Linked DNA regions of Mus musculus: regions 2 and 3 are each linked to region 1. A link is a loop called in an ENCODE intact Hi-C map of the cell type or tissue named here. Cell type or tissue: left cerebral cortex. All regions are shown on one strand. Each heading gives the region's core, and the rest is flanking DNA. Links, peaks and the distances in the headings are about the cores only. Region 1 overlaps Hecw2 (HECT, C2 and WW domain containing E3 ubiquitin protein ligase 2). Region 2 overlaps Hecw2 (HECT, C2 and WW domain containing E3 ubiquitin protein ligase 2). Region 3 overlaps Hecw2 (HECT, C2 and WW domain containing E3 ubiquitin protein ligase 2).

Region 1 (10,907 bases), core at 3,857-8,856:
TGCAAGGACCCTTCCCTGGGCAAATCTTCCCTTCCACTAAGCCACGATCCCACAACCCTTCATCCATCCAGTAATTATGTCAGGCACTGTGCTAAGGAGTGAAGGATCCTGGCAGATGGAGCACCTGTATGGGTGAGCACCTGTATGCTCTTTGCCTGGCTTGATCCTCCTCAGGACTGCAGATGGGGCAACATGAGAACTGGATAATGTTCTTTTTAGACCTACCTCTACCATTTGCAATTTTCAGAGCAAGAGCAAAACTGAAGGCCTAATATCCATGTCTAAATATTTGAAGGTGATAAATTAAGCCAAGTAAATATTCCTATTCTTATTTATTGAACCTAGAAGATATGGTTAGAACTGATTACACTAGCCAGATTGTAGTGGTACTAAAAATACCAGGCTCTTCTCTCTCCACTCTGAGCTCTACCCTCTTCATAACTTTGGAGTGCATCATGCTCATTTGCACTTTCTGCAAATAGCTGCCCATTAGAAATCCCTTGGGCCCAAGAAGGAACACACTGCTTCCCAGGCTAGCCTCAGGCAAAATCCTATGAATACACTCAAGCAAATAGCATCTGCAGGCCTGGAGGTTTGTATCAGGAGAATCATGTACCTGAAGCATCTAGATGTATTCAAGAACGCAGGACCAAGTTCTAGGTGAACACACTCCTTTGGCTCTATGGAGTCCCTGTGACACTATGTGGACAGAAAAGACTAAAGAGGTCAGAAAGGAGGTGTTTCTACCTCAACTCTGAGAGCAGAAATGGGCCGAGAAAGTACAGTGGCAGATTGGATGCTTTACTATCAGCCAAACAATGAGTAGAAAGATAATCAGGAAGAAGAGAAGACCTCCTGTCCACTGCTATCAGGTGGCCTTTCACCAGTCCATCCTCACGTCTCTTCCACACAGAGGGCCAACAGCTGAAAAAGCTAGGAAAGAGAAAAGTCAATATTCTGTTAACAGGTGTAGTGGGTTTCTGTCGTAGCAAAGGTCATAGCCCAGAAGAATCTGCTAGAGAAAATGATCAGGAAAACTGGGAGAGACTTGACATCCATCAGCCACCAAACCCAGACACTATTGCATATGCCAGCAAGATTGTGCTGAAAGGACCCTGATATAACTGTCTCCTGTGAGGCTATGCAGTGCCTGGCAAATACATAAGTGGATGCTCACAGTCATCTATTGGATGGAACACAGGGCCCCCAATGGAGGAGCTAGAGAAAGTACCCAAGGGAAAGTACCCAAGGGTCTGCAACCCTATAGGTGGAACAACAATATGACCTGACCAGTACCCCCAGAGCTCCTGTCTCTAGCTGCATATGTAGGAGAAGACAGCCTAGTCGGCCATCACTGAGAAGAGAGGCCCCTTGATATTGCAAACTTTATATGCCTCAGTACAGGGGAACACCAGGGCTATGAAGTGGGAGTGGGTGGGTAGGAGAGCAGGGTTGGGGGAAAGTATAGGGAAATTTCGGGATAGCATTTGAAATGTATATAAAGAAAATATCTAATTAAAAAAAAAAAAGACTCGAGTGCAGTTCTCAATCTCAGAAGGAAAACAACACAAACACAAAACACACACTCAGCACAGTTTTGCTCTACTGGTTTTTTGTTGTTGGTGGTGGTGGTTTGTTTTGTTTTGTTTTGTTTGTTTGTTTGTTTGTTTGTTTTGTTTTGTTTTGTTTTCAAGACAGGGTTTCTCTGTATAGCCCTGGCTGTCCTGGAACTCACTTTGTAGACCAGGCTGTCCTCGAACTCAGAAATCCGCCTGCCTCTGCCTCCCGAGTGCTGGGATTAAAGGTGTGCGCCACCATGTCCGGCTACTCTATTGTTATTAATTTTATATGTACAAATGTTTGTTTCTGAAATTGCTTGCTATATTTTACATTCACCTCATTTACTCTTCAACTTTACCAATTATTATTACTAGCCACAGTTTTTTTTAATGATTTTATTTTCGACTACACGTGTATATGGATGCCAGATCCCTTGACATCCCTGGAAAGAGAGAAGAGACTTTTGAAAGTTGTCCTCTGACTTCCACATACACTCACATACACATCACACAAGTGCTTGTGAATCACGCACTGTGGGTGCTGGAAACCAAATTTGGGTCTTCTGCATGAAGAATAATCACCCCAAACCACTGAGCCATCTCACCAGCCCCACTATCTACAATTTTTATTCAAAAAAAAAAATACAAAATTAAACCCTGAACTCACAAAGGGTATGCAAGTTCCTGAGAAGCATAAAGCCAGAAAGCCCAGAACACACCACAGTTCTACATGAGTCTGGAAAACTATAGTTACGGTAGCCCCACTCCTGAGTTTCCTGCTGGTGGGCTGCGCCTCCAGATGGTCATAGGAATCTACAGAAAGAATGGTCAGCCATGACTCCATAGTGTTTTAAACAGGCTTTTAATGACTAACTCAAAATAACAGTAATAGCATAACAATAACCACACTTTATAGTTTAAAAATGAACTTTCAGGGTCAACTAGATGGTGCAGCAAGTGACTACACTTGCCATACACATCTGAGTTTAGATGTCACCCTAGAAAGAGAAAAAAAAAAACTTCTGAAGTTATCTTCTGACCTCCACATGCACTGTGTCACCCAATAGACACACACACACTCACTAACAACAACAATAACAAACAAACTTAAAATAACTTTAAAGTCATTATTTGTGTGTATATGCCATTACAACTTAATTTTTTAATAAAAAAAGAACCTCAAAGTTAAAAATATTGCATAGACCAATACATTTGAAAGAATTTAGAAAAGCATCTTTAAAAACCAGAAATTCTCCAAAAATTTTAAATAGTTTTACAGATGAATTCCACCAATCCTCGAAAGACCACACAACCCTGAATGGAAAGTCAGAGGATGGACAACCACTACATGGAAAGATTCTGAATGCTGATGAGGCACACAGTATCTGAGCATCTTGTGGGAAAGATAACGAGATAAGGCACAGAGCTCTGCATCCTAGGCTTGTCCCCCCTGCTTGATACACCTGCTTTACAGACAGATGATCTCCATGACTCAGTCATGTGGGTATCAACTTAAGGAATGCTACTATCACCAGACACTTGATTATGTGTGTCCGTGTCCGTGTGTCCGTGTGTGTGTGTGTGTGTGTGTGTGTGTGTGTGTGTGTGTGACCAGACACTTGATTATGTGTGTCCGTGTGTGTGTGTGTGTGTGTGTGTGTGTGTGTGTGCCTCTCTATGTGTGTCTCTCTGTGTGTGTCTGTGTTGTGTGTCTCTGTGTGTGTGCCTCTGTCTATATTTCTATAAACATTATTTAATGTTTACTTAAATTGACCACACTAAGAGATAAATTTGTAACTAATGTCTTTACAGTGGAACCACCCCTCAAGCACTAAAAGATAAATTTATATCACTATTGTAATTGGAAAATCTATGTTACTTGCCAAATTAAATTAATTACCTAACTAATGCAATTTTATAAGTACTTATCTGAATACCACCTAAAAGTAGCTCACATTCTGCCAGCATCAGCTGCTGGCACATGGATGAGTTATTTGAGAAACATTTTACATGCCAAGCTCAATGGTTGAGCCCAGGTGCAAAAGACTTTTAAATACAATATTAGAAAATATTTCAAAGAACGATTTAGCATGACAAAGAAGACTTTATTCCAGAAATAAAAGGAATTTTGGAACTGCTTCTAGAATTTGTACTCTATACATAAATGGAATAACCTCTTTCCTGCTCAAGTTGCTTTTGGCCAGTGTGTTTTATCACAGCAATAGAAAGCATAAGGCATATCAACAGTAACAAGATTGAGAATGCCTGACTTGGAAAACACAATACCTTCTGATTTTAAATCTAGAGTTCTGGATTAGCATATGATCCTAGTAGGAAAGTGTGCATTTTTATTTGTAAATTTTCTTTTTATTAATTTATTCACTTTATATCTGATCACAGCCCTTCTTCTGGTTCCCCCAACAGACACAGCCCTTCCTCCTTCCTCCTTTTCCCTTTCTCCATTGAGAAGGGGGGTGGGTGCTGAATATCAATGGACCCTGGTACATCAAGTCACTGCAAGACTAGGCACATCCTCTACTACTGACACAAACAAGGCAGTCCAATTAAGGGAACAGGATCTGCAAGCAGGCAACAGAGTCAGGGAGAGCCCCATTCCCTGCTCCAGGTATTGGGGGACCCATATGAAAACCAAGCTGCACATGTGCTACATATGTGGGGGGGGGGTCTAGGTCTAGCCCATGCTCACTCTTTGGTTGGTGGTTCAGTCTCTGGGAACCCCAAGAATCCAGGTTAGCTCACTCTATTGGTCTTCTTGTGGAGTCCCTATCCTCTTCAGGACCCTCAATCCTTCCTCCAACCCTTCCACAAGACTCCCCAAGGTCCGGCTAAGATTTAACTGTGGGTTTCTGCATCTGTTTCCATCAACTGCTAGGTGGAGCCTCTCAGAGGACAATTCTACCTTAAGAATAACTATTCTGTACCACTCCTGGGCTTATACCCAAAAGATGTCCCACCGTACCACAAGGACATGTGCTCAAATATGTTCATAGCAGCTTTATTTGTAATAGCCAGAAACTGGAAACAACTGAAGACTAGATAAATAAAATGTGGTTTATTTACTCAACCATTTAAAACAAGGACATCGTGAAATTTGCAGGCAAATAGATGGGCCTAGAAAATATCATCCTGAGTGAAGTAGCCAGGTCCCAAAAGGACATGCACGGTACATACTCACTGATAAGTGGATATTAGCCATAAAGTACTGGATACCCACACTATAATCCACAGATCCTAAGAAGCCAAGTAACAAGGAGGGCACAAGGAAGGATGCTTGAATCTCACTCAGAAAGAGAAATAAAGTCATCTTCAGAGGTGGAAGGAGGAAGAGAACTGGGTAGGAGAGGAGATGGGGAGGAGAACAGAGTGGGAGGAACAGGTTCAAGAGGCAGATGACACAGAAATCGTTGTGTGTGGGGGACATCTCTAGGAAATGGTAGAGACCTGGGATGGGGGAAGTTCCAGGGAGTCTATGGGGGGTGATTCTAGCTGAGATTCCTAGTAGTGGGAGATATGGAACCTAACGTAGACACCTCCTGTGGCCAGGAAGGATCCCCAGTGGAGGGATAAGGACACCAACCAACCATTCAACCTTCAACCCAAAATGTAGTCTGCCTACAAGATGTGCAGGGACAAAGGTGAAGCAGACTCTAAGGGAATGGCCAACCAATCACTGGCCCAACTTGAAACCCATCCCATGGGCAAGAACCAGCCCCTGACACTATTAATGATACTGTTATGCCGGCCGACAGGAGCCAAGTGAGTATATTTTATTCCAAACAACCAATTGCAAATTGCATGTTAACATTACACCTAAGCAAAAAACTCACAATTAGAAAAGAAGGCCCTGAGGAGTGTTCCTCCCACAGGAGAAAGACCTTTATCTTAGTAGGGAAAGTCAACTCACTGTTTCTTGGCCCATCATCAGATGGTTTAAAACAGTCCACTGAAGAGTTTGTACAGACAATCTTCTCCTATGATGCAATCATGCCTTTTTGGTAACAATAAGCCCTGGAAGCCTGCTTTGTTTTTTAAAACTGTCATAGGAAACTCTGTGATAGGCGACTGTGTTGTAGTGTTTGCTTTTGCTATTTCTACAGTTTATGTATGGGGTAAATAACTGGGCCGGTTTATGCAGGTATTTTTACCCCCCTGCAAGGGCTCTGAAAGAATGCGGCTTTCTGAACCATGGAAAGAGGCATACACAGTAGGACTTTACATTTTTCCAGTTCACTCTCTTGACCTACTTTTACCAACTGCCTTTCTACCCCTTCACCACATCAGCACCTGAGAGAAAAGAACCATCATCAACGGGGGCTGCTCGTGCGTGTCCATGCATGTCTAGGCACACTCAAGACAAGCAAACTGAGTATTTCCACCCTGGGCCTCAGCTAAAATATGAGCCACTAAACATTTTCTTCAAGATCACGATTTCAGAGCTGGCAAAAGCAAGCTGCTGGATTCTCCCTGGAACTCATGGGCTGGGAAGGCTGACTTTCAAAGTTCTTGGACTATAAAAAGCTCCAGTGTTCGCAGAGAGTTCTGTGTAGGACGAGGAGGTGGGGGTATAATAAGAAAGAACAGTATTTTGGTCCTTTGGCAGATTTAATTCCTTCATCCCAGCCTCCCACGGAGACTTGTAAGGATGCACAAATCCTGCCAGAATGCCCCCAGCCTTCTGGTCTTGTATCTCTGCCTGCTGCTCTGGCCCTGAAGCCTTCAAAATAAAGGGTGGGCACTCTCCTCCCACCCCCCTTATTACCTTCCTTATTCCTGAAGAGAACTCCATTAATTCCTACAGGATTTTTTCTTCTGAATATTCCACCTTGAACATTCAAAATAACCACAATTACTACCCTGTAATGCATATTTCTAACAAATTCAAGACAAAAATAAATCAGGGAATGCTTAAATAAGCCTCTGGCTCAAATGCATGAAAATAAATAATGGTTTCAATGAGACTGTGGGGTTTTTTTTTCCTTTAATATATGGCATTAATTGTTATACTTCATAATAAAAAGATACTTTCCACCCCTCAAAAATAATAAAAAGCATTTTTGTTTTTATATCTATTTTCCACAAATATGAGTATTATTATAAGTAAACTTTTTAAACAACTATTATTTTTGTATTATATGATCAAAAACCCAAAAGAGCTTCTGGACAAACAATCTTAATTATTGTGCAGCACTGGTTTTAATTAGGAATATGAAACTAATTTAGCCCTGGTAGTTTTCCTCTCCGAGTCCTACCCACAAGTGTTTAGCAGGGATGACTTTAAGGGCTCCTCCCTCCCTCTCTTGGAAGCCTATAGAAATTAGACTTTGTGTTTAATCGATGATGATGATGATGGTGCACAGTAAATAAATTATTCTTGGAATGCTAAATTACTAAACATAAAACCACAAGCATTACAGAGATAATAAATAAACTTAAGAAAACATTAATCAGTATTTTCATCTATGTTTCTGGAATCATTAAAATAGAAATGACTGTGAATGAAGATTGAGCAATGTGTTGCCAGGCAGAGATGCAAATTAATCCACACTCCACCCTTAAGCCCCTGCACTGCTCATGCCATTCACACAGCAAACACCAGAGCCTCCCAGATACCACACTCACATTCTGGGAACAAAGCAGAGCTGGGCCATATTCTGGCTCACGTGGTGCCTTAAACAAGTAAGCGCATACCTGCATGCTAGGCATGACTGAAGAGACAAACAGAACTGAAAGAGTATTTCAGAACAAGGGAGATCCCAAAGGCAATAACTGGATTATTGCAATGTTAGTATCACATTAGAAAACTGTGTGGTCCAAGGCAGGGCTATTAGAGACAGGCAGGCAGGCAGGCAAGGCTGATAATACAAAGAAGTTTCTAGAGAGTCAGAAGAGAACTGGGGGAGGAGGAGTTGAGGAAAGGTAAGGGAAAACGCACCACTCAGAACAAGCGTCAGCTTCAGCTTCCGCGACCATGGCAACAAGGGTTATGACACCCCGAGAGAGGCAACCTGAGGGATTCTCTTTTCAATACTGTCCCTCCCAACGGGAATAAAATACACTCGCAAAATATTTTAATCACAAAGTTTATGAAAACAACTAATGAAACTGTTTGCCAGCCCTGTGTGAGAAGTGGGCACTGTGAAACCTGGAAAACTGCATGATGGAAGAACAACACATAGGAATGGCATCCTGTAGAGCTAAACATTCGGGGTTTTCCTTGTTTGTCTGTCAATCAGTTGTAGAAGAGACTTAGCAGTTAAGAGCACAGGCTGCTCTTTCAGAAGAGCTTGGTTCCTAGCACCCAATCAGACAGCTCACAACCACCTAGACCTCCAACCCCAGCATGAGCTGACTCCACGGGCCCCTGTGGGTACCTGCATGCACGTGCACATACCTCTAACAGACATGCAACATACACATAACTAAAAATGACTTGAAAAATCTAAAAGAAGTAAAACATTTGGACGTTTCTCCTTTCACATGGAATACTCCAGGTTTTTAGGACTGGAGGAAGCATAGAGCAAGCTTGATCCATACTCCTTCGCATTCCTCCTTTAGTATTTCATATTAGTTAGCAAGATACAAAGGATGACTCTTCACAACTAAGCCTATAACCTGGTTTGATTTTTCCAGTGTACCCCTAACAAGAGATTTCAAACCAAGAAAACCACAGCACAATCCACTCCACTATTGCACTTTATTCTCTCCTGAGGAAAAAAATCTGTATACCTTAGGCATGATTGACTTCAAAGAAATGACCCACATGAATTCCTGATGCCCAAGGGGGTCAGAAGAAGTGAGCCGATCCCCAGGAGCTGTAGTTAAAAAGTGGTTCTGAGCCAGTATGTAGGTGCTGGGAATTGAACCCAGGTCCTGTGTGAGAGCATCAAGGGCTTCCAACTACTGAGCTGTCTCTCTAGTCCTAATGATGGTCTGTTTCCTAATCTCCTATATTTTGTATATAAGTTTTGCTGTCTTGAACCACAGATTTACCACAGTCATAGTGGCAATGACAAATATTTTCTAGTGATCTACAGAGAAGTCAGAAACTATTTATTGCATGCTCAGCACATTCCACCTCCCAATTCTCCTTGGTTCCTACTAGTGAGAAAATACTCCCACAATTAGAATACAATGAACACAATGCAAAGCAGTATATAGCTAAACATGTAACTGCAGAAAGAAGCAAACAATGAGAAGCCTCAAGTCTGGCGAGGCCCAGTATAACTGTGAGGGATTTGGACAGACCCAGAAAAGAGAATAACAGTCCAGAGCAGAGGGAGAGAGTGAGTCATGATGACCCACATTAGGTCAACTCAAGGCGACCTGCAGACCAGAGTCTTGCTACTGCTCCGGAAAGTGGGGGCAAGGAGCCAGATGCCTTTCATTTGCTCCGACAATCCTAGCTTATTACCTATGTTTTTTGATCACTGCACAGGTCACAGACTAACAATGGAGAAGAGCACATGTGGTATGAGCCACACCATACGATGCTTAACTGATAGCCTCAAACTAAGCATAAGCAAATAGGATTTTAGTACATACATATGTATGTGTGTGTGTGTGTGTGTGTGTGTGTGTGTGTGTGTGTGTGTGTATATATACACATATATATGTAAAATCAAGAAATGACTTTTTCAAAAGAAATACAAATTTTGAAATTGGCTAAGAATAGATGGAAGATGAACTCTGAGGAATAACAGCTTCATTTTGAATGAAAGTTTAAAAGGAATCTCCAGAACTTTCTGAAATAGCTTCAAGAATCTCTTCTGCTTCCAGTACCTGTCTGCATGAGCAGTGCCTCTGTCATGGGAAAACAAGACCTAAAACATTACTACAGAGACATCATACGCTATGACATCATACCCTATGACATCATACCCTATGACATCATACACTATGAGATGTGTCACCATCGGCACAACATTCACTATGCTCACAAGCAAGACATGACTGCCAGGAGAATTCAACTGCTCACACGCTGATATGAAAAGTATGCATGAAAGCTATAGTAGAGGGGATTGCTATTTTGTTAAAAATTATGGTTTTGGGTGTAAGTGTAGGTCAGCAAAACCATGAATGCAGCAACAAGTCTTACTGTCTCTTCATATCCTCTCAAAGAACATACATGGAGTAGCTTAAATTGTGACTTTTTCATAATTTTTCTTTTTGTTTTCATTTGGTCTTAATTACATTGAAATGTAACCTGTGCATTTACTCTAGCAAAAAAAGGATTTGAGCATTTATTTTGTCTGAGCTCTTACTTTCTTTTTCTACTAATTCATAGTAACAGTACTTTCCTACCTCCTTTGTACTGGAAATTTACATTTTAAAAAAAGAAAAAATGATCCTCCATGTATTATTTAAGAAACAGTGATCTATCCTAGATTTAGAGAAACCTACCCAGAATTGTACAATTATAGCTCTCCTTGGGGCCGTATTTCCCCAAATTCAGGATGTGTTGCTTGGTAACAGACTAAAATTAAATTACATGGATCCAACAGGAGTAAAGTCATTAAAATCTGTTCATCACAGAGCCTGGGTCCTTTACCAAGTACCAGCTAAGCCATGTATATAGTTAATTCCTCACAGATTTACAACTGGGTAGCTGTCACAATGAAATGGAGCCAAGGACTAAACTCCGCCAAAGACACATTTATTACCTGGCAGACACCAACTGTTTCAGAGCTTATAGAAGTCCCAATTGTTCCTCAGTTACTTTCACCTACCAAATATGACAGCTAATAATGTCAACTTGACAGGACCCAGGATCATGAAAGAGCCAGCCTCTAGGCATGTTTATGAAAGTTCTGATTAAACAATCAGAATTAGGTTAATGGAAGTGGGAAGATCTACCTACCTGGGCAGAACTTGACTGGATAAGGAGGCAAAGTGAAGGCGAGCAGCTGCATTCCCAGTGCCCTGCTCCTCGGCCACAAATGCACCATGACAGCCTGCCTCAGCGCCTGCCTCGGACCCCCTTGACACGAGGGGCTAAACTCTAAAGCTATAAACCCAGAGAAACACTTCTGCTCTCCCCTAAGTAGATTTTGCCAAGATATTTTATTATCCCAACAGGAAGAATAACTAAAACATCTCCTGATCTGGTAGACTCACTCACAGAGAGACACCAGGGTGTCCAGATATCTGGACAAGCCAGTGCCCTGGGGACGATACAACAGTGAAAATACACACACTTTGGCACTCATATTATGAGTAAAGCATTCCTGATTAGGATACTTGAGATCATAACTAAAGATGATAATAGAAAAGATAAGAAAAAAGAAATAAAGAGGAAAACTGGCTGAGTTGTATTTCAATAATTCTACT
Region 2 (10,907 bases), core at 3,035-8,034, 53 kb after region 1:
TATATATGAAAGCTGGCTTGAAAGGGTATTGATATTCAAATCTAACACATTTAACTATAAACTTCATGAATCCATATTAAGAAAGGAGGAAGGGCATGAGAAAACTTCTTACAGAATGCCATCTATGGCACTAGAAAATAATCCTCTGAAAGCCATAGTATGGTGGTGTAGGCAGGGATCACCTGTGAATGCTGAAAGTACCTTGGAAAGATCAGAGAGATCAGGACACTCACGCTCCCTCAAGCTCACTCTGAAGACTCCTACAAACCACGGAAAGACAAATTGGCTTCTGGAAAGCCAGGGTCTCCACCCAACCTCACAGTCACACAACATGGTCACTTCCTGGTGGTATGCAGCAAGTGTTTTTTTTTTAACTCCATTGCCTTCTTGCCAAAATCCCTCAGCTTATGTGAAAAATCTGGAAAAGTAAACAAACCTTGAATATTCTACAACTGGTCTAAACTCTTATCACAGATCATCATAAAGCAAAATTATCTAAGGGAACAAAGGAGGCCAGTGGGAAAGAGGAGGGGCCAGAAAGAAGGTGTTTGGGTGGAATATGTCCAGCATACAATACACACTTATATGAAATGCCCTGTGGTACACAGCACCTCATACAATAAATAGTCACAATAAAAATTAATCAGTTTAAAAGTAAAATACAAATATTTTAGAAGACATTAAGAGAAAAGAGAATAAATGTGATATATAACCTTATATACATCTTGAATACAAAATGTATTACAGAATAATTTTAACATAAAATACATATGTGATGATATTACTAAAGTATGGTTAATTGGGTTAAGGTACAACAGTTGTACCTATTAGGAATGATTGGAAAATGTCTTTATCCTTGGAAAATATAAAAGCTGAAGTAGCATTCCAAGATACCTACAATTCATGCTTTATATATTCAGAAAATATATTTACATAGAGAGAAAACTAAGTGATGGACTGTTAGTGCCTGGTTGGTCTACAACTTTTTTTTTTTTTTTTTTTTTTGGTTTGGTTTTTCGAGACAGGGTTTCTCTGTATAGCCCTGGCTGTCCTGGAACTCACTTTTTTTTTTTTTTACAACTTTTTCTTTCTAACTTTTCATAGAAGTCTTTCAAGTTCAGAGAAGAGAGAAATTTCTTCATTTAAAACAGCCATATTATCTTTTTGCTTATTTCCTCTTAGTCTGAGTTTTCCTATAAATATTTGTGTTCTGAGGGAGCTCAGGGGATGGGTAGAGGCACTAGTGCTCAATCCTGACAACCTGAACTCAGTACACACAGGGTAAAGGAAAAACACGGTTCACTTGACTGTCTTATGACCTCTATACAAGTACCCACAGACAGACAGATGGACAGACAGACAGACACATTCTTAAACAAACAAATGTACATTTTAAGTTAAAATAATAAAATATGCAAATGTAGTTATTTAAGGATATAAATATAACTATGTTGATTAAACTGATTAATTTAATTGTCTAAATGCAGAAATTTAATGATATCAATATTTGTGGTTTTCAATTCCTGTATCCTACCAGTTCCTGTATCTAGTTTTAACTTCTTGAAACTTGGTAGTAATTATGGTTAAGCTCTAAGCTGTGCATTCAGTGGTCTACATTTATACAGCTCATAATAAAATACACTTAAACATACAAAAGGGCATGGGGGAAACCTGGGTGAGTGGAGTAGTGACAGGTGCCACACACTGAAAACCAAGTGGTAACATTTTGCCTGGTCCAGACCCTTCCAAGAAAAGGCTGGTGGTAATTTCTGTTTCTGTGCCTTGAATTTTCTCCCTAGTTCCAAGCTCAATTTGGCCCATTGCAGTCACTGCCCACAGGTTCACAAACAATTCCAACTTGACTACAAGGCTGGCGGCTGTAGTCGCCCTAACCCTGTCTTACCAAGTTTCAAGATTACCTCAACCTAACCCACAAAGCCAGCCAGGAGCTATTCCAGAGGTTGCAGGGGGACAGGGGTGGATACCAAAAGCTACAGGTTGGTAAGAATTCGGTCTAAATTGGGGGGTTTAATCTAAAATTGATGAAGACAAAGCAGATGGCACACAGATTTTCTTTCAACATTTTGTCCAAAAAATAGCAAACCAAGGCAAGATTCTTATATAACAAGCGAAGCTTTAGAGATGCTACATTTAGAAAATAAAATTCTAACTTCACATGTTCTTATGTTTTCCCTATGTTCTTTTCCTTTTTGTTACATATTTATTTACTGTGTGTGTGTGTGTGTGTGTGTGTGTGTGTGTGAGAGAGAGAGAGAGAGAGAGAGAGAGAGAGAGAGAGAGAGGACTCAGTACCGTGTAATGCCTGTGGAGGTCAAGACAACATGGGGGAATTAGTTTTCTTCTTCCACCACGTGGATCCTGAGATTAAACTCATGTTGCCGAGCGTGGTGGTTTGGATAGATTTAGCCCCAAAGACTCATGTGTTTAAATGTTTGGCCATAGGGAGTGGCACTGTTACTAGGTGTGGCCTTGTTGGAGTTCATCTCTGTGTAGGTGGGCTTTGAGGGCTCCTATGCTCAGGCTCTGCCCAGTGTGGAATCAAGAGTCTCTTCCTGGTTGCCTTTGAATCAAGATGCGGAACTCTTAGCTCCTCTAGCACCACATCTGTCTGGATGCTGCCATGCTTCCCTCATTGATGATAATGGACTGAACCTCTGCACCTGTAAGCCAGTCCAAATTAAATGTTCTCCCTTTTAAGACCTGCCTGGTCATGGTGTCTCTTCACATCAATGAAACCCTAATTAAGACACCGGGCCCTTTTTTTGCTCAATGTGCTGCTTTTAATGAGATGTCTCCCATATTCTTGGGTACTTGAGCATTTGGTCAATAGCTGGTAGGGCTGTTGCAGGAAGTTTAGAAGGCATGGCCCTGCTGGAAGAAATGCTTCACCAGGAGAGAGCTTTGAGGGTTTCAAGTTTCTCACCATCCCTATTCTGGTCCTTCCCTGGTTTGGTTTTGGTTTTTGTTTGTTTGTTCTTGTTTTTCGTTTTTGTTTTGGATGAACTGCAATGAGACCAGGTGGAGGTGACGGCAGGCATCAGCCTTCTAAGAAAGTAAGACTTCATGGTAAACTTGGTGGCCGCAACGGCCCAAGCCTCAGCTGCCACACCAAGTTTCCTGGTGCTCTTTTCCTCTTCAAACTCTATGTTTTATTTTTCTTTTCTCCCCAGTTGCTCCTTTTCATTGTAGATCTGCATAAGAATCATTAATAATAGCCACACTACAGATTCAATATTATGTTACTTTGATGCCTGCCCAAAAGACTATTGCATTACTTTTCAGTTTAGCTTCAAGTAAGTCTAACACATTGGCAAAGGCAGTGATACTCTGCCAAAGTATCATCGGAGTGGGCTCAAGCCCAGTGGCTGTGCTTTGAGCTCTGTCCTTCAGGATCCTAGGATGACCTACTAAGCCTGGCTTACAGAATTCAACTGATTTTCTAGTCCCAAGTTCCCAAATCTTACAAATTCCTCCAAAAACAACATGGTCAGGTGTAGAGAGAATATCTTGTGTACCATATGGATGCATTGCCTGTCAATTAAAAAGCCTATGGCCTATTGCTTAGGCAGGAAAAAGAGGTGGGACATCCGGGAAGAGAAAGAATTCTGGGATAGAGACAGGCAGGACATTTGCCAGAAAGATGTGAGGGGACGGACACATGGTACCTGAACACAGGTAACCAGCCATGTGGCAAAATGTAGGTTAAAATAATGGCTTATTTTAGTTATAATCTAGTCAAAGTAGAGCCTAGATATGTCCATAGTATTTGTAAATATATTTTGACTCATTGTCTTATTTCTGTGAGCATGGGACTGGGAGGGAGAACCTGGGCCTAACTTCCACAGTCAGGTACCTCACAGCAATACCACCAAGCCCATGGTGCCAGCTACTGTCTTAAGTTTCTGTTGCTGAGATAAAAAACAAGACCAAGGCCACTTATAGAATAAACTGTATTTAGAGCTCACAGGTCCCAAGAGATGTGTCTATCACCATCACGGTGAGGAGGCATAGCAGCAGCAGGCAAACATGGCAAGAGAAACAGCTGAGAGCACACATTCTGAATGTCAAACAGCAAGAGGAGAGATGAACTTGGATGCTTTTAGGCCCACCCTCAGTAAACTACTCCTCAAGCAAGGCTATAATTTCTAAGCCTCTCCAAAGAGTTACCACCTGGGAAACAAGTTTTCCAATGCTCAAGATGATGGCAAACATCTCATTCAAACCACCACACTGATCCACCTCACTGGCCCTTTTCTCATGTTCTCCTCATAAACAAAGGGATTAACAAACAAAATCCACTTAAAGGTCATTTTGCCCATTTAAAAATAATGTTTGTCTATCATCATCTTCATTGTGCATGCGTGCATGTGTGTGTATGAAACGTGTCAGTACACACAGGCCATGGCATGTATGCGTATGGACATCAGAGAACAATTTTTTGAAGTTGGTTCTCTTTTTCTGCCTCCACATGCTTCTGGGAATTGAACTCAGGCCATCAGCATGTTTAACAAGCATCCCACAAACCCATCTTGATTTTTTTAAAAAAAAACATAATTCCAAAGGAGACAAGATCTGCGTTAACCATATTAACATACAGTTTCATGAAACTCGTGAAAATCCATCAGCCCCAGTCACATTTTATCCCTAACAACATTGATTTAAACACAGCAATGAGCTGGGCATGACAATACATGTCTGGAATCCCAGCATGCAGCAGGTCAAGGCAGAAACAGGAGTTCAATATTAACTTTAACTACATGACAAACTTCAGGCCAGCCTAGGCCACAGCGACAGACCTAGTCTCAAAAGGAAAAAAACAAACAAACATATTTTACAGCTGAGAGGCTAAAAATAATAAGGAAACCAAAATCCAAACTAAGGTTGTCTCTTTATGAAAAATAATGATATGATTCAAGAACATTTTGGTATTTATTGATTTAAATATTCCATCATGTTATGGGTCACTCAAATAGCCACAACACAACCACTTTTCCTACCAAGAGCCAAGCAGTTTAAAATATTAGCACATTCTCTCCGTCTCTGTGTGGTTGAACTTTGTTTTCCTTAACTTAAGTTAGATAAGGAATTTAAAGCTTATATCCATCAGCCAAACACCAAGAAACAACCTTAAAATTGATATGGGCATTTTAGAATTTTCAGTTGTGCAGCAAATCCATATGCTAAGAATATCTTGCCAAATAAAGGAATTGCTTCCAGCAATGACCCATTTTAAAAGAGAAAAAAAAAAAACTAACTAGAAATTTTTGCAAATGAAATTAAATTACTCTAATGGACTACTTACCCCAAAACCTACTTGTGTTTTGTCTACATTTAAAAAAATTCTAAGAAATGCTCTGAAAAGTTGTCCCACAAATAACACTGTTTGAAAACCCTGTGTTATCATTTTATAATATCCACAGCCTCCACAGATTTAGTTCAGTGTCTTTTACTGCTTAAAATAGTCTAACTTTCCTGAAGTAAAATGAGAATTGGTTACAAGTTCTCTAAATGAGAGACACAGACAGAGAGACAGAGATAGAAAGAAAGACAGAGGCAGAAAGAGACAAAGAGAAAAAGAGAAAATTGTTCCTGGAAGCAATCCCAATTAAGCTCACTGGATTACAAAAATAAGTTATCTTTACTATTAGAAAAATACCTTCATAACCAAAAGCCTACACTGACTAAGGTTATTTATTTGGTAAATCTATAAATAATTGCTATGTACAATTTCCCTTTCCTTCACCGTCAAGACACCGTTCTGAAGCAGGTGAAGTTATGATGTTTTAGGGGTAAAGAAACTAAGGTCCTGAGCTGTCACATAACAGTGGCAGACTGCAAGACCATAGTCTTGTCCAAATCGAATCTCTCCTTCTCTAGTTACAAAGATTCAGCTTCCCAATAAGCTAGAGTGTGCCAATTTTCTGTGTAGAGGTGTTACCAGACTAAGGCTCAAGAGGAAGGGTCAGGTGCAACCTTCCCTCGGGCTGGAACACATGTGGAAGTCAGGCAGCTTCCACCACACAGATGCCCGGAACATAAGTCAGGGGACACAGAGCAACAGATGACCTCAGTAGTGCTCCCCAGACAGTGCTCCCCAGGCCTATGCACCCTAAGCCACCTGCCTATCTCAGCTGTAAAGAAGTCAGAAGCACTAAAGAGAAAGAGAGGAGACAAAAGCAAGCTTCCCTCTGTATTGAGTTACCATGCTGTCCATGACAGTACCTCAGCTCACCCAATTATAGGATCGGGTACCAGAAGCAAGGTAAACGTACATGAATGTAAAGTACGAGGCACAAGCTGAGCAGTGGGTTTCCCAGTAACAAAACAGCAAAGACTGCGAACTAGAAAGGCTCATAAGACAAACTCTTGTTTGTCACAGTGAAATAGCCAGCAATATCTGCCATCTGTTACCTAGAAGGTAAACTGCACAACAGAACCTAGTGCTCCTAAAAGAGCATTCGGCAGGTTCAGGAAGAAATCCCTGTCACTCTTGAGTGTTCAATCATAATTATCACACACTGGTATAGGTCAGAGACAAATCCTGGCTGTAATTATGTTCTTGTTCTTATGCGACAAAAGTAGCCATCGTAGGATGCATTAATGTGTTGGTAGGATGATGTTTCTCCCTAAACGAGAAATAAACAAACAAACAAACAAACAAAAATACTAAAAGCCTCATATTTTGGAGATCGAGAAATAAAATATTTTATGTCATTAAAGCTGGGAAGAAAATAAATTGGTTTTTGTTTTGTTTTGTTTTGTTTTGTTTTGTTTTCCATACTACAGATTAGACCTAGGGCTTTGTATATGCTGGGTACTGAGGTTTGAACAGGAAAAATCCTTCTGGGGCTTTGGTGTTGAAAACGTCATCATTATAGGAGGGCACTATTTTGGGGAGTGGCTGGAAGTGTAGAGGTAGGGGCTAACTGAAGAAAGTAATTTTGGGCACGCTGCCACTTCCTGTCCATCACATGGTGAAGACTTCGCTGTCACCTGCTCCCTTTCTAAAGCACATGGGATCAAGTAGCCATGGTGTGAACCCTCTAAAACCATGAACACAATTATCTTTTGAGAATTTTGGTCAGCACTACACAAAGCAGTACTTTACTACCAAGCTACATCTCTAGCCATGGTAAGGTTTTAATCCTACATGTTACAGGCATCCAGAAAAATCTATTTTTTACTTTAATGCCATGCATATCTAAAAATAAAGCAACTGATAAAATGCATTCCAACCCTGTTTCCTTTAGAAGCACTGAATTGTTTTAATCACAGGTTTTGCATATTTTGCTAGGTTTGTTCTCTGTTATTATTTTATTATTATTATTATTATTAGATTTAGATTTAGCAAAGAATCCATTAAAATTTCATTCAAGGTCAAGTTGTATGTGTGTTTCCCTCCAGAATGGGGCGGGGGAGACATCAATAAGATACACATCCCTACAGGATCATGCTCTTTGCTGTGGTAGTTATTTCTGTGCTCTTGTTATATAACACAATAGTGTTGGAAAGTTCTCGAGCCTTGCTTTCAACCAGCAAACCTAACTGTGCATTTCCCTCACTCTCATCTACCCTAGAACAGAGGCTAGAATTCTGAGTAAACGTCAATGGGAGAAAGCAAAGAGCTCACAAAGCACTATGGAATAAAAAGAAGGAAGAGAGGGAAAGAGAAGGGAAGGGAGGGGAAGGAAAGAGAGAAAGAAAGAAAGAAAGAAAGAAAGAGAGAGAGAGAGAGAGAGAGAGAGAGAGAGAGAGAGAGAGAGACAGAAAGAGAGGAAGGAAGAGAGGAAGGAAGGAAGGAAGGAAAAAGAGAAAAAAAGAAAGGAAGAAAGAATACAGAAATAAAAGCCATCACAAATGTCAACTTCTCCAGAAACAAACACCTTCTGCAGCTTTCTCCAAGTTACTCACCTAACCATTCCTCTCCCACCTCTTAAGGAGTCTATTTTTGATTGGGCCGTTTTGTTTTGTTTTGTTTTGTTTTTCTATGATGCTAAAGGTTTTTAAGAAAGGAACCAATATCATTTATGTCCCAGCCTGCCTGAGGCCACTCCAATGGTGCCTGCTGCTTCCATGTAATTATTAGTCCCAGAAGTGTTCCAGCTGTTGGAGAAGTTGTTGCAGACACACAGCCAGCTGTGTGAACTTCAGCTGTGAACGTCTTTGGAGCACAGCTTTTTCTCTCACTGGATGAAGCCACCTATAATTTGTAGGTGTGATGTCCACAGGAGATAACATTACAAGGTATGGTACGTGGGGAAGTGCCACAGAAATGTAACCCATGGAAAGAAATGACACAAGAAATGCCAATGAGAGCGGGGGGAGTCAGCTCAGGGGTCAAGCACTTATGGAATGTCGTCCATGAGGCCCTCGGTTCAACTCCCAGCAAGAGGAGCTGGGATGATCGCCCTCCTGCTTGTTTTGTGACATGCTAAGAACTTAGCAGAGAGGTCACAGAAAGTCATCGCTGTTCAGTGTCCTGGTTTTTTTTTCTTTCTTTTTTTTTTTTTTTTTTTTTTTTTTCCTTTTTGAGGCAGGGTTTCTCTGTGTAGCCCTGGCTGTCCTGGAACTCATCTGTAGACCAGGCTGGCCTCAAACTCAGAAATCCGCCTGCCTCTGCCTCCCAAGTGCTGGGATTAAAGGCGTATGCCAACACTGCCCAGTGTCCTGGTTTCTTAACTAGGAAATAAGATGGAGGCACATGAGAAATTACCTCATAAAAATCTCAGTTCAATTTCTCGGATTATCATGATCTTTAGGTTGTAGCTATCAAACCTATCAGAATTTAAAATGCAGCTTACAAACATACTTGGGGAGACAGCTAAATGTTTAAATTTTTCAAATTATGTGTCCCTTTTTTAAAAAAAATAAGACTTCAGAAAATGCTATTTCTGGGTTTTCTTGGAAAGGGGGCATATCTCAAATCTTAGGGCAACAATCTGAAGCAGCAGGTAGGTTTTCCTTCAGAAAGTACGTGTGAGCCTCTCACCCACTGTACCTCACCAGTGTATGTTACCTCCCTACATTATACAAGTGCCATACTTACATCGTCGAAACACAATGGATGCACGACCACACACCTACATCTCCCTCCAGGACTACAGCAGCAACCCCTCCTGCAACATGGTTCCTGACAACCTGCCAATTCATCAGTGAAATTTAAGCTAGGAAATTCTGTTAGCTACTTATTTAAAAAAAAAAAAAACTGCAATAACTTATCTTTATTCTCTTTATTTACTCAAAATAATACAAAGACAGCAGTTGGATTTAAGCAGAAATCAGAGGTTGTATCACATTTAACTCTGTGATCTACCCACTTGCTAACCCCAGTGAGCTTCATCACATAAAGTTTCACTGAAAAATAGGACAAGTGAGGTAATATCTAATGTCTGGAAACAACCAGAGAAGGGTGGTTAGTCATGTCTACTAAAAGATGTATTCTTCCACAGCAGACTATAGCAGCAGCATTGACTAGCTGATTAAAAAAAAAAAAAAAAAAAAACAAAAAAAAAAAAAACCAACAACAACAACAAAACAACCCAGTCAAGTTGTTTGTTTCTGTAGATGTTCCCCTACAAAGCTACAAGTCAAGCATATATTCAAATCTACTGAAAGCAGAGTCTCAAATATACGTGTGTAATTCCTGCTCATGGAGACATCATTCACAGCAACTAAAGTGGGAAGCAAGCTGTGTCCCAAAACAGATGAATGCACTGTACACACCGCAGAGTAGCATTCAGTCTTAAAACAGGAGGGGAGGGCTACGAATGTAGCTTAGAGGGGGAGTACTAGACTTCCCCACACAAGCCTGTGGGTCAACCTCTTGAACTACAATGTTTGGACAACATGGACAAACATTAAAAAGGACTATGCTAAATGAAATAAGCTAATCACAATGTGACAAATATTGTGCACTTAATACAAACTATCTCTGTTAACCAAACTCATAGACACAGAAAATGGATTTGGGAGGAGAACATACACACCTGTAATCCTACAACGTGGGTGGGAGAGGTAGGAGAATCAAGAATTCTAGATCGTCCATGGCTGGACAGTGAGTTCTGGGCCTACCTGGGACACATGAGATTCTGTCTCAAAAGCTAGGGGTAGGGGGGATGGGGAGGTGCGGAAGGTCAATCAGGAAAGTTACATGTTACACAAGCATGAGGATCCGAGGTCCTGGTGAGACAGGGACAGGAAGATCCCCAGGGCTCAGTGGCTAGTCAGTAAGCTCCAAACCAGTAAGAAATCCTGTCTCAAATGTTAAGGCGAAAGCCCCTCTGGCCTACACAGGCACACACATATATACCCAGTACAAAGAAAACAGAACTGAAGTTACTAAAGACTGGAAGAAGGGAAACAGTATGGTTGTTTAAAGAGAGCAGAGTTTCAGCTTGGCTAGATAAAGAGTCTAGTCATTGTTTCCATGCAATGGGAAACAACGTAACTTGCTGCACTGTACATTCAGCCAGGAGAGGTGACTCACACCTTTAATCTAAGTGCTTCAGAGGCAGAATAACTGAATTTGAGGCCAGCCTGGTCTACATAGCTAGTTCCAAATGTGTTGCAATGCATGAATGTCTGAGCCTCCCTGTAGTTCTACACTGAAAGTGCACTCTTATTGTCCAATTGTGACAACTTGTTAAGTAGACCTCTTGGAAGTAATTAATTAGATCATAAGAGTAGATGCTTCGAAGCTTCATGAATAGAATTATAGGGCTCACTAGTTCCTTTTCAGCCAATCGAAGACACTGCAGGAAGACAGCTGTTTGTAACCAAGATAAAATGGCCTCACCACCAGCCCTAACATGCTGGTGCCTAATCTTGAACTTCTAACTTCCAGAATGAGGAAAAACAGATATTTGCTGTTTGAGCCACTCAATCTA
Region 3 (10,907 bases), core at 3,442-8,441, 60 kb before region 1:
GTCTAAGAAGAGACTTTGAACTTTAGACTTTTAAACCACATTGAGACTGTAATAGATTGGGGACTTTTGAAATTAGACTAAATGCATTTTGCATTGTGATGTGGCTATAAGTCTTTAGAAGCCAGGGAGTAGAATACAATAGCTTGAATAAGAATAGCCCCTATATACTCATATATTTAAATGCTTAGTCACCAGAAGTAGAACTATTTGATAGGATTAGAAGGATTAGGAGGTATTGCCTTGTTGGAGGAAGTAAGTCACTGGCCTCTGAAACTGTAATCAAGCTCCCAGTTAAATGTTTTCTCCTTTAAAAAGTTGCTGGAAACATGGTGTCTTTATTGCAATAAAACAATGACTAAGACAGCCTGCCATAAACTAAGAAACTAAGGTCTGTCTCTCATGCCAAGAAGGATGGGAATAGAGTTGACTTTCAAAATATGGTGCTCAGCCAGAGAAGGGCATGGAAGAAAACTAGAGGAAATAGTGAGCTTAAAATAGGTATAGGGAACATTTCCCCCTGGGAATTAGGCTGAGGACAAAGAAAATATTCATGGAAGGTATCTTCACCTAGACATGACAACAGACAGTATGGTATACTACTGCCATCTAGCCTCCAACCCACATCTACAGATCATCATACAGATCACGGAGTGGGGCCCAAACATCACGTTTCTATGATCATGTAGTTCACTGGGATTTGCAAAAGATGTACCAGAATATTTGACTTAACATAGAGTTTTAATACACAGTGTCCTTTCTGTTGTTTAATATAAACCAATATTTCAGTATTTTGTGACTATAGCACCCTGATCTTGGGAATTAGCAACTGGAGACTTATTTGTACTGATGTCTTTTATATGCAGAAATAATAATAATCCTTTGTTATTCAAAGCGCTGTATCATCCAGGCTTAGAGGTTTCTGTAGGAAATCAGTAATAACTCTTATCATAAACACCACAGTAATTTAAGTTGTCAGACTAGAGTGATATTAAAAATCTGTCAGATGAATAATTAACTTCTCAAGGAGACTTTCAAAGGATACAGCCAAATAAACCATTTTTAAGTCAATGTGTCAAATCTCTAATAGAAAACAAACTCACCAAACATGTTGGTATCAGTAGACTCCAAATCCATATTGAGCTGCACAGGGGGATGAGAGGTCTACATCATGCATTTCAACCCAGGCCCAGAGAAAAGCCCAGGAGAAGCATTCTGATTGACTACACCCCTAATTATGGATGACACTTGTTGACTGAGGTACATATATAATATCATCTGCTTTAGTTCTATTTTTGTACACAGAGTCATGTTTAGATTAGGATCTGAGACCAACTACAGAGGAGACCTGCAGTTCAGAGCAAGCCGGCCCAATGACAGCACATCTCAGTTTCTGGATTAGTTTCTGAGGAGGGAATAATAAGTCCTGTAAGTCTGAACTTTAAAAACACTATCATGGCATGGAGCTTCTTCTCAAATTCCATAGCCAAACCATATCAAAACGTGACGACCTAAATGTATCACAAAGTGAGTGGTGAGACAGGGAGAAGAAGTACCTTTGTAGGATGCTTTGCCAGTCTTAAAAATAACACATACACACTGTAAAAATATGTTAAAAAATAGAAAAAGAAATGAAAAATCCTTAAGGTCAGTTCCCAGACATGATAACCTACAGCAGTCTGGTCTAGAAATACATGCATAGCTATTTATGTATAGATAAGATGAGATCACACTACAAAGCTGAACTGCTTTAGAGCCTATTTTTTTTTTTACACAAGTGTAATACACACATTCATATTAACAAACAATACACTGTAACATCCTTTTAAGTAGTCATTGGTATAGCAAATGTAATTCCCTCAAGACGGTCAGTTAGGTTATTAGTACAAATGCAACCTCATACTTTCATTTTGGCATTTGCTGAGGGCAAAAAAGTCGAGTAGAGGTAGTGTGGTGTTGGGGTGTCATAGTTTAACAAATAAAAACTAAGGATGTATGGAAAGGCCCTATGTGAAACTTAATTTTAAAATAGAGCTTTTAAAAGGTTGGGACATACTTTATATACATAGATAACACTTTCCCAAGAAGACTATTAAATGAAAATCTCAGTGCTGTGTGTGTGATACCTCCCTACAAATTATTGCTCTTGGCTTCCTACCTTAGCTAGATAATGAGACCCAAACACACTTTGGCTTTAGACTATGTAGAAATCAAGCTAGAACAGACTGGGAACTTCCTCCCTCTGGCTAGCTTTAGTGCTTACAGGTAGTCAACAGAGAAGAACAATCATCAGTGGACTTACCCAACACTGGCCCCTGTGAGATATAGTACCAACATAGAGGTATCGACTGGTGCAGTAGTGTCATGGCTGCTGCGAGGTTAGTCAACCACTTTCTATGGGATTCAAGGGGAGAATTTGTACCTGGTACTCTAAACCTCATCAGAAGCCCAAGGTTTGGGAGCTTGCAGGCCTTAGAAGGAAATGTAATGTTGCTTCACTAAATGGAATGTTGTATCTGCTTTCTAAATATTTACATTTTTACCCATAGATCAATGCTGCTCTCGGCACTGGTTAGAAAAACTTCTTTTTGCAATGGGAAGTAGTTAATGCAGAGACTTACAACTGTTCAGTGTGCTAAGTGTACGTACCTGTTGAGTACTCAGTTCTAAATGAGACATTTGCATCAACTAACACCTTCTACAAGGCTCAGAGAACATTTCATATGGTCAGAGGGGATGGAAGAGCTCAGGGATGGGGAGAAGTGCTATGATGCTGTCTCTAGACATTGTATGCCCCACTGCACTCATGATGTCACCTGCACCAGATCAAAGCAATCAACATTCCAGCCTGGAAGGCTGCTCCACCCTTAGCCAAGAAGCTATCAGCAGCTGATGGCCACTGGACGGCAGTGTTCTTGGGGGAATCTAAGAGAAGAGGAGTATTTATGTTAGAGGTGATCAAAGTATGTTGTACATATATAGGGAGTTGCCAGAGTATAAATAAAGATATTAGAAGTAAATAAATAGTTTTCTTAAATAAAAAAGAATTGGAATCACCAACTCATGGCCATTGAAGAAAGCACAGGGCATGTAAAAAGTGGGTATTTTCTTCCTAATGCCATTTAACAGTACTGGGTATTTTCCCGTGTTTAGAGACAAGTTAGTGGACAAACTGTGGTTCTGGAAGTAGGATTCCATAGCCAGCTTCAAATCCAAGTTTTACTGTAACTCAGCTCCATTGCCTCCCTCGACTGCTCACAGATTTCATAAAACAGGGATGGTATCATTGCACCTGCCTGATATGGTTATTATCAGAATTAAGTGAGTTGATGTAGCACCACATACAATAGCTCTCAACAAACATGTACTCTCATTAAACCAGATGGTGTTCACCAAAAGGTTAAAAATAATGGGGGAGTGGCTCGTTTGTATTTTCTTTGATTATTACTGCACCTGTGCTTAATCTTACGACTATCTTCAGTTCTGAGCCTCATCACATCTATTAGTCAATCATCACTTACAAATAAAGGTGATATCTATTATCTTACTGGTTTATCTTTTTGATAATTGCACTAAATTTCCAAAATAATAGAGACTAAAGCAGTGACCATAAATCTCCCCATGAGTTAATGTGAAAAAAGCACTGAGTGTTTCAAACTATAAAACTGTAAATCATTATACCAGAGACAATTTTTCTATATGTTTTTCTTAAGTTTCTTTAGATTCAAACTGTACTGTTTTTAAATTAGGGCATTCTTTTGGGGGAAAGTTCTGAGTATTCTATGTAGAAATGATCTTTATTAACCAAACTTAATGTATACTTTTAATAAAGACCACATCATTTCTTTTTATGGCAACAAAAACTGTCTCTCATTGAAAACTGAAAATAGATGTGTTTCTTGGCTGGACTTGAGCCTGAAATCTCTTGCCTCTGCCTCCCAAGTGCTAGTATTATAGGTATATGCCACTACACCAAGCTAAGACCATTGTAATTTCAAACACTCAGTATGCCAAGAATTAACACTTTAAAAATCTACTCCACAAATAAACTTTCAAGGCAAAAGAAACACTAAAGATATTGATGAATGGTGTCAAATGACCAACAATTATTTCTGTTCAATAAATATATAAATAATGGAAAAAAAGACCACCGTTTACAACAAAAACACTGAACCCTTTAAGTTTATGAAGAGCTAGCCTTGGTGCCCACCCTCCAATACTGAGGACTGGCCCCAGAGTTTCACACATGCCAGACTCAACTATATATGCACCACACTATCCAGCATTGATGGTTTTACTAATGCAGCCAAACTCCTCCTGCCTTAGCCTCCTGAAAAGCTGGTATTATGGCCTAGTACTTTATATTCCTCAATTTTATTACTAAAATAAAAATGTATGTTTCAGAAGACCCCATTTTTCACAGCCCATGGCCTGTATGCAAGCCCTGAGAAGGAGGATGAATTTCTACATATGAATCAGGCCTCCAATTGCTAATTCCCGAAATCTGGGTACTACAGCCATAAAATATTTAAATATTGTTTTATATTGAACAACAGAAAGTACACTGTATTAAAACTCTATGCTAAATCAAATCTCGTGGATCTTTTATAAATCCTAACAAAATACATGAAAGAAGGCTGTACATCTGTGGGGAAAATTATAAATCAAAATAAAACTGTCTTTTACTAGCCTGCTAAAGTGAGCCAGACCCTATGCTGTGCGTTTACATAGTCACCTCCTATCATCAGCCTACCTTCTCCCAATGAGGAAACAACCACATAACCATACCACCGATTTGTCTTTGTCTTGGGCACACAGTCTTCCAAAAACACATTGCAAATGGCACACTGGCAGTCATGACTGACCATCCATCTTACACAGAAAGGTGGGGAAAGCCTCTAGAGTAGTTGGTTCTCAACCTTCCTAAGGCTGCGACCCCTTAATACAGTTCCTCATGTTGTGGTGACCCCAAACATAAAATTATTTTCATTGCTACTTCACATCTGTAATTTTGCTGCGGTTATGAATTGTAATGTAAATATCTGATACACAGGATATCTTAATATGCAACACCTCAGAGTGGTCGAGACCCTCAGACTGAGAACTACTCCCTGGGGGCCTCTGTAGTCAGAGGTCTGGTTGATGATGACAGGCTACCCAGGGACCACTGCGGTCTGCAAATGGAAGAAACCATACTCCAGCATGTGTAAAAGTATCCCCAAATATTAGCAGCCACTGTTCCTGTTTACTCCTCTCATGGGGCATGCCCTCTTTATAAGAAAGAGCAGGGCTAAGAAGCACTAGATCCCCTTGTCTATAGATGATCCAGAATGTCAAATAAAGGAAATGTACCAGCTAAGGTGTAACAAGAAAACCAGTCCACAGAACAGTGGCGATGCTCTGAACAAAGATGCTGGGCATTTAAACAGCCTGGCTTCTTCTGTTCTTTAGTGTACTAACACACCTGCTAAGCATGTGGGTATGTAGTTGGAGGAGCCAGGAGATTCTCCAGTAATAGGTTTACTGATCCATAGAGATTGATTTCTAGAAATCACATCCCTGGACCAAGCTCTAAGCAAAGAAGAAGAAAAAAAAAACTGAATTAAGCCTAAAAAGTTAGAAATATTAAAAAACAAACAATCAGCACTCATAGTGGCCACCACGTAGATAGAGAATGAAATTATACTATAAAGTTCTGAATGTCACTTTGCTGATGTGCCTCAGAGAGATGCTTGATATATCTGCCTCCACCCTGATGCTATAAAACTTTGACCATGTCAAGTCACGATGGTGTACTATCCTTTTGCTTTTACACAGAACTTTAGGATGAAGGACCTCCAGACAGTCTAGCCAAATCCACATGTGCTCAAATGTTCTCAGTGATGGACGAGTGGGTGACTTTTTCCCAGGTCACATAGCCCATAGAAAATGGACCTAGAGTGTTGGCTGCAGTTAATCATGGGGCATGCAGTATCCCAGTGATATCTCCCTTAATAGTCACTTGTGATCTTACTATGAGTCCCGTGGGGAAAGAGAGGGCATTTCACCTCTTCTCATGAGATTAGAGAGAGAGGAAAAGCAGAAGTAATTATTACTACATGCATTGTACTACCAATCAGAATCGTCACTGTAGTTGGCTGAGGAGTTTGTATTTGGTTTTTAGGTTTTATTCCTGTATTTATATGTATCTCTGTCTCTCTGTTACTTTGTGTGTGTGAGAGAGAGGTGGGAGCAGGAGGGAAGGAGGGAAAAGAGAGAGAGGGGAAGAGAGGGGAAGGGAAGAGAAGGAAAGGGAGGCGGATGGGAGGGGGCACTTAGTGCCTGGAATGTTTGGGAAAAGTTTGAAAAAGATCCAAAGTAGATTTGTCATGCAAGTCAGGCTGAACACCACCCACTACCAACTCTCTCCCTGCCATAAAGGAAAATAAAAACTGCAACTGCAAAGAGAAAATTTAATAAAAATAAAAGTTCAGAACTATGAGGCAGGGCTTTTTCAAAATACTAATGTAGCCTGGCATCAGTTTGCATTCTGACTAAAATGGTAGTAATTGTGGAGAGTGCTATTTTTCATCACTGTTTTAAACCCGCTTATATAATATTCTATTTTATACCATAAAGTGAAACTATTCCTGAGATAATTAACTCAACTCCCTCGTCTCTTTGTTCTATGAGTTCTGCCATGAGGTCTTCCTCACCCAGCAGTACTTTGAGTGGGAATGGATATGTGGTGTGGTTTCCCCCTCCTCTGAAAATCCAAAGAGGCAGCCAATGCAGAGGGCAACATTCATCACTGGGGCTTCTCTTGGAGCCAGGAAAGAAAAGTTGTGTGGTGCAGAAATTTCACACAAAGGAACTGAAGTTTCTGTGCCACTTCCCTTCCTCTTCCCCCTCCTCCCCATCCGCCTCTTCCTCCTCCCACACCTCCTCTTTCTTCCCCCTTCCTCCTCTCTCCCTGCTTCCCATGAAGCCGTGCCCTTTACTTTTTAACCTTTAAACCCATGTCTAAGTTTTCCAAACCCATTTTCTAATATTTTTGAAGAGGGTGCATTTCAATTGCTTCCCACTTCAGAGCCCATTAGCATCTAAACTGATTCCAATTTCATTCTGGACCTTTCAACATGAAACAGAAGGAAAATGGCTGCCATTCTGTCACCAGCTGCCATTGCCTTGCTATAACTGTCATTGTGGAGGCCTTTACTGTCTTTACCTCTGAACTCCCATGGAGGGCCAAGCCCCATAGTAATGTTAGGAGTTAGATGCTAATCTATGCACAATGTTTTCTTCTAGTTTACTAATAACCATGAAGAGTCTACCAAACCCTAAGCAGGAATATCAAATGACAGGATTTGGGTGACTAAGCTTTGACATTCAGTCATCTTCCTATTGCAAAACAACCAGTCAAGAAAGAGAAACAGCAAAAGGAAATCTTGAGATATAATGTCCAGTGATTAAAAACAAGAGGCAAAAACATAACTCTCTAATTAACCTCACTGGCAATGCTGAGACCTGTAAGGACCCAGGATTAGTACCTTGACAATTTCCCCATGCACAGTTTAGGAAAGAACATTATGACCCTCAAATAGGACTTGGCAACATCTTTGTAAAGCACTTACTGGAGTAGGGGTTGCAATGGATTTGCCTATATCCTCAAATGCTCCAGAGAAGGTGGCTTGATGGACTTCTCAATAGAAAAAGAACACCCCAAGCGCAGATGTAAGAGTAGGCAGGTTTTATTTCTTACTAACACATTAAAGAATCTGGCAATAATTTTTTTAAAAAACAGATGGATTGGAATATTTTGGGAAATGCTAAGGGGTTGATTTTGAATTGCTTTTTAGAATCTCAAGTTATAAAAATAAGATTTTGGCTAATGTAATTGCCTTCCAAATTCAGCAGTGTTTATTAAAGGCAGCAACCATTGCTTAACGTTGATCTAGAACAATCTACGAAGCAGTCGTTGGCCTTAATTAGGAACTAAAGTTCAAACAGTTAAAATAAAACTGAACTGAATGTCTTTTTAGTTCTACAAAATAAGATGAATTGTTAAAAATAATAATAAGCATGTGCCCAAGACAAAGATGGTTCAGTCCCAAGACAAGATAGACCATGTCCCCATCAATAATTTTGGGTTGTATTTCAGGTGGAGAAACTATTATTTCTGTCTTTGAGCCTAATCTTTCTTTAGGGAATCTCTTTTGTTGTTTACATTGTTATGATAACATTAATTAGCTTTCTTCACAAAGCCCTGTGTCTGTATTAAACTCAAACAGGCTGCCCAGCAGTCCCAGACAACCTGTTGCTCATTCTGGTTGACTATCGACTCAAAAAGACATGACTAAAAAAGAAAGTTTGCAAGTTTTTATTTTATTCAACCTTGTTCCTTCCCAATGGATATAATGGGGTGTTTGCTTCTTCTTTCTCTGGCTCTTTCCTTAGATCAATTATGTAGCCAATACTTACTGAACATCTACTATGTACACTCCTTCAACAAATTTGCTTTCATGGGCTGTCCAAATATATAACTACCAATCTTTGTTCAAACCTAATCCCATAACCTCTAAATTGGCTTACTAACATAGTATCTTGTAAAAACACATTTCAGAAACCACAAAAGTAGGCTAAATGGCTAGTGCTTCTCTTCCCCACAACTATATGCCCCAAATATACCAGCTGATCAATTTCAAGTGACCCTCCCTATTCTCTGATATTGATAATGCAGGAGACCATGTTAACTACATCTGTAAATGAGTTGTGAAGTGCTCTCCTGGGGCTAGCTCGTACCTGCTTAGGAGCCATCTTTCCCCAGCCTTCATAAAGCCTAACCTGGCAGCTCAAAATATGCTATCAAGAAAGGATTTTCACTCTAAAAACATAATCATCCAAGATGCTCTGCCGCCAGGTACTCGGAGGGAGAAGATACAGGAAATGTATTGAGAGGCACATTGATGAGAGCAGTGGACAGCAAGAATCCAAATCACAGGAAAGAGTTCAGAGAGGAAAAAGGATTTAAAGCAAATGGCTATTGGTGGTTATGGATCACATCAACTGAAGAAAGTGTAAATTGTCCTCCCTGATTGAGAAGATGAAGCAACAACAACAAACCAGGCAGCAGAGTCTGGTAAGCTGAAAATGGACACAGGGACAGAACAGGGTCACAGGAACTATGTGAAAAGAGGTGTGATGTACTTTACAACCATTATCCTAAATATTGCTCAACTCGTTGTTTTCCAGCTCTTACACTTACAATCTCCGATGACCCCAAACCCCTTATTTTGCAGACCTACTAGACTGTGATTCACACTTGTGCCAAGTGTGCTGGCATGTTACCTGGCCACTAGCTGCAAGCCTCGTTCTGAGACATACACACTCTTCATTCCCGAGTTGTCTCTGAAAGCTTGTTAGGGTTTTACAAAGTGATGGTTTAGGATTCATTTCAACCTGAATTTTATCTGGGTAATGTGATGGCTATTCTTGGTTGTCAACTTGACTGCATCTGGTACTAACTAACTGGGTATAACCATGAAGAATCTTTTTCTTAATAAAATCATTTGAAGTATAAAGACCCTTTTAGTTCAGATCTTTTGAGATAGGAAGATCAACCACTAATCTGGACCACACCTTCTGCTGGCAGCCTATATAAAGAACACAGAAGAAGGTAGCTTGCTCTCACTCTCACTGGCAAGTCCATTTCTTCATTGGCATTAGAGCCTATTTCTTTATTCAGGTATGTACCAAAGACCAGCTGAGACATCTAGCCTCAAGGACTAACTAAGCAACTACTAGATTCTTATCTTCCATTGGAAGATAGTCATTTTTGGACTAGCTGGACCGTAGCAGCTGTAAGCCAGTCTAATAAATTCTGTATCTATATCTACTGATATAGATACACATATCTATATAGAACTAAATCCATATTATCTATATTCATTCTATCAGTTTTGCTCCTGTAGAGAATCCTATCCTGACTAATACAAGTAATTTGTAAATTATTGTAATCACACTGGAATTAGTATTATAGCTCAAAAGTAACCATACAGGCATAATAAATAAATAATTTTTTATGTCATATATCAATGGACTCCAAAGAAGAGAGCAATGGGCTTTAAAGGAGTATATTGGAAAACATATATGGTAGATACCCATATACCTTTAATCCTAGCACTCAAAAGACAGAAGCAGGAGGATTGCCTGAAGTTCTAGTGTAGCCTGTGCTATAGTATAAGGTCCTATCTGAAAAACAGAAAAAAAAGAAAAAAATTAGGAATTAAGTTCTAGATTTCAGCTATGGCATAATCTCTCTCAATATCTCTCTCTCTCTCTCTCTCTCTCTCTCTCTCTCTCTCTCTTTCTCTCTCTCTCTCTCCCTTTCTTTCATTTATACTAGATACCAAATAAAAGCTGTCATGAATACATACTACTTACCTACATCCTCTGCCCTATACATAACAGACAGATTGTGAATTAACATACTTGGTATTTACATGCCATTTAGGGAAAATTTTTTGTAGCTCATGGGGTTTAAAACTGACTGACAATTACTTTTCTCCTCTGGTAGAATGCATGGTACCTTCCAGCACTATAAAAGCCAGCACTATGTGTACGCCTCCTAGGTCAGCATCAACTTGATTTCTCCATGCTCTATGACGCATGTATGTGAGCTACAATAATTGGATATGTAGCCTTCTGCCACATATCCAAGAGCATTGGTTAGCAATTGTATAGCAAAGCACTGGCAAGACAAGACATGTCTACTGGCGCAACACTGACACCACCATTATGGGAGTGACCAACCACTTTCTGAATGGATTTAAGGAAGTCCTGCTCCACAGATGAAATTTATGTCTAACACCATTTGGGGACAAGAACCAATGGCTAGAAATATCACAGATCATAGGTGAAAACCACAACTA

Evidence for each region. A loop is a pair of places that touch in the nucleus more often than their neighbours do. Peaks named below come from ENCODE experiments on the same cell type or tissue, not always from the same donor. Only the 100,000 strongest peaks of a DNase experiment are listed, where the experiment ranks them.
Region 2: it touches region 1 in a loop (2.4-fold over the local background); 3 of 42 quality-filtered maps call a loop at or near these places.
Region 3: a loop joins it to region 1, with 4 times the contacts of the local background. A loop is called at or near these places in 4 of 42 quality-filtered maps.

What each region holds. Positions count from the first base shown.
Region 1 is chr1:54,112,637-54,123,543 of GRCm38, forward strand. All of the region lies in intron 1 of Hecw2 (HECT, C2 and WW domain containing E3 ubiquitin protein ligase 2), which reads right to left. Among named protein-coding and RNA genes, the nearest start is that of Hecw2, 77 kb to the right of the region's middle. In left cerebral cortex, for the core only: no CTCF peak of the experiment used is centred there; DNase peaks (open chromatin) are centred at 6,104, 7,223 and 7,481; H3K27ac peaks cover 1,645 bases.
Region 2 is chr1:54,166,346-54,177,252 of GRCm38, forward strand. The region is part of intron 1 of Hecw2 (HECT, C2 and WW domain containing E3 ubiquitin protein ligase 2); the gene reads right to left. Among named protein-coding and RNA genes, the nearest start is that of Hecw2, 23 kb to the right of the region's middle. In left cerebral cortex, for the core only: no CTCF peak of the experiment used is centred there; no DNase peak of the experiment used is centred there; H3K27ac peaks cover 610 bases.
Region 3 is chr1:54,053,551-54,064,457 of GRCm38, forward strand. All of the region lies in intron 1 of Hecw2 (HECT, C2 and WW domain containing E3 ubiquitin protein ligase 2), which reads right to left. Among named protein-coding and RNA genes, the nearest start is that of Hecw2, 140 kb to the right of the region's middle. In left cerebral cortex, for the core only: no CTCF peak of the experiment used is centred there; DNase peaks (open chromatin) are centred at 6,431 and 7,685; H3K27ac peaks cover 1,559 bases.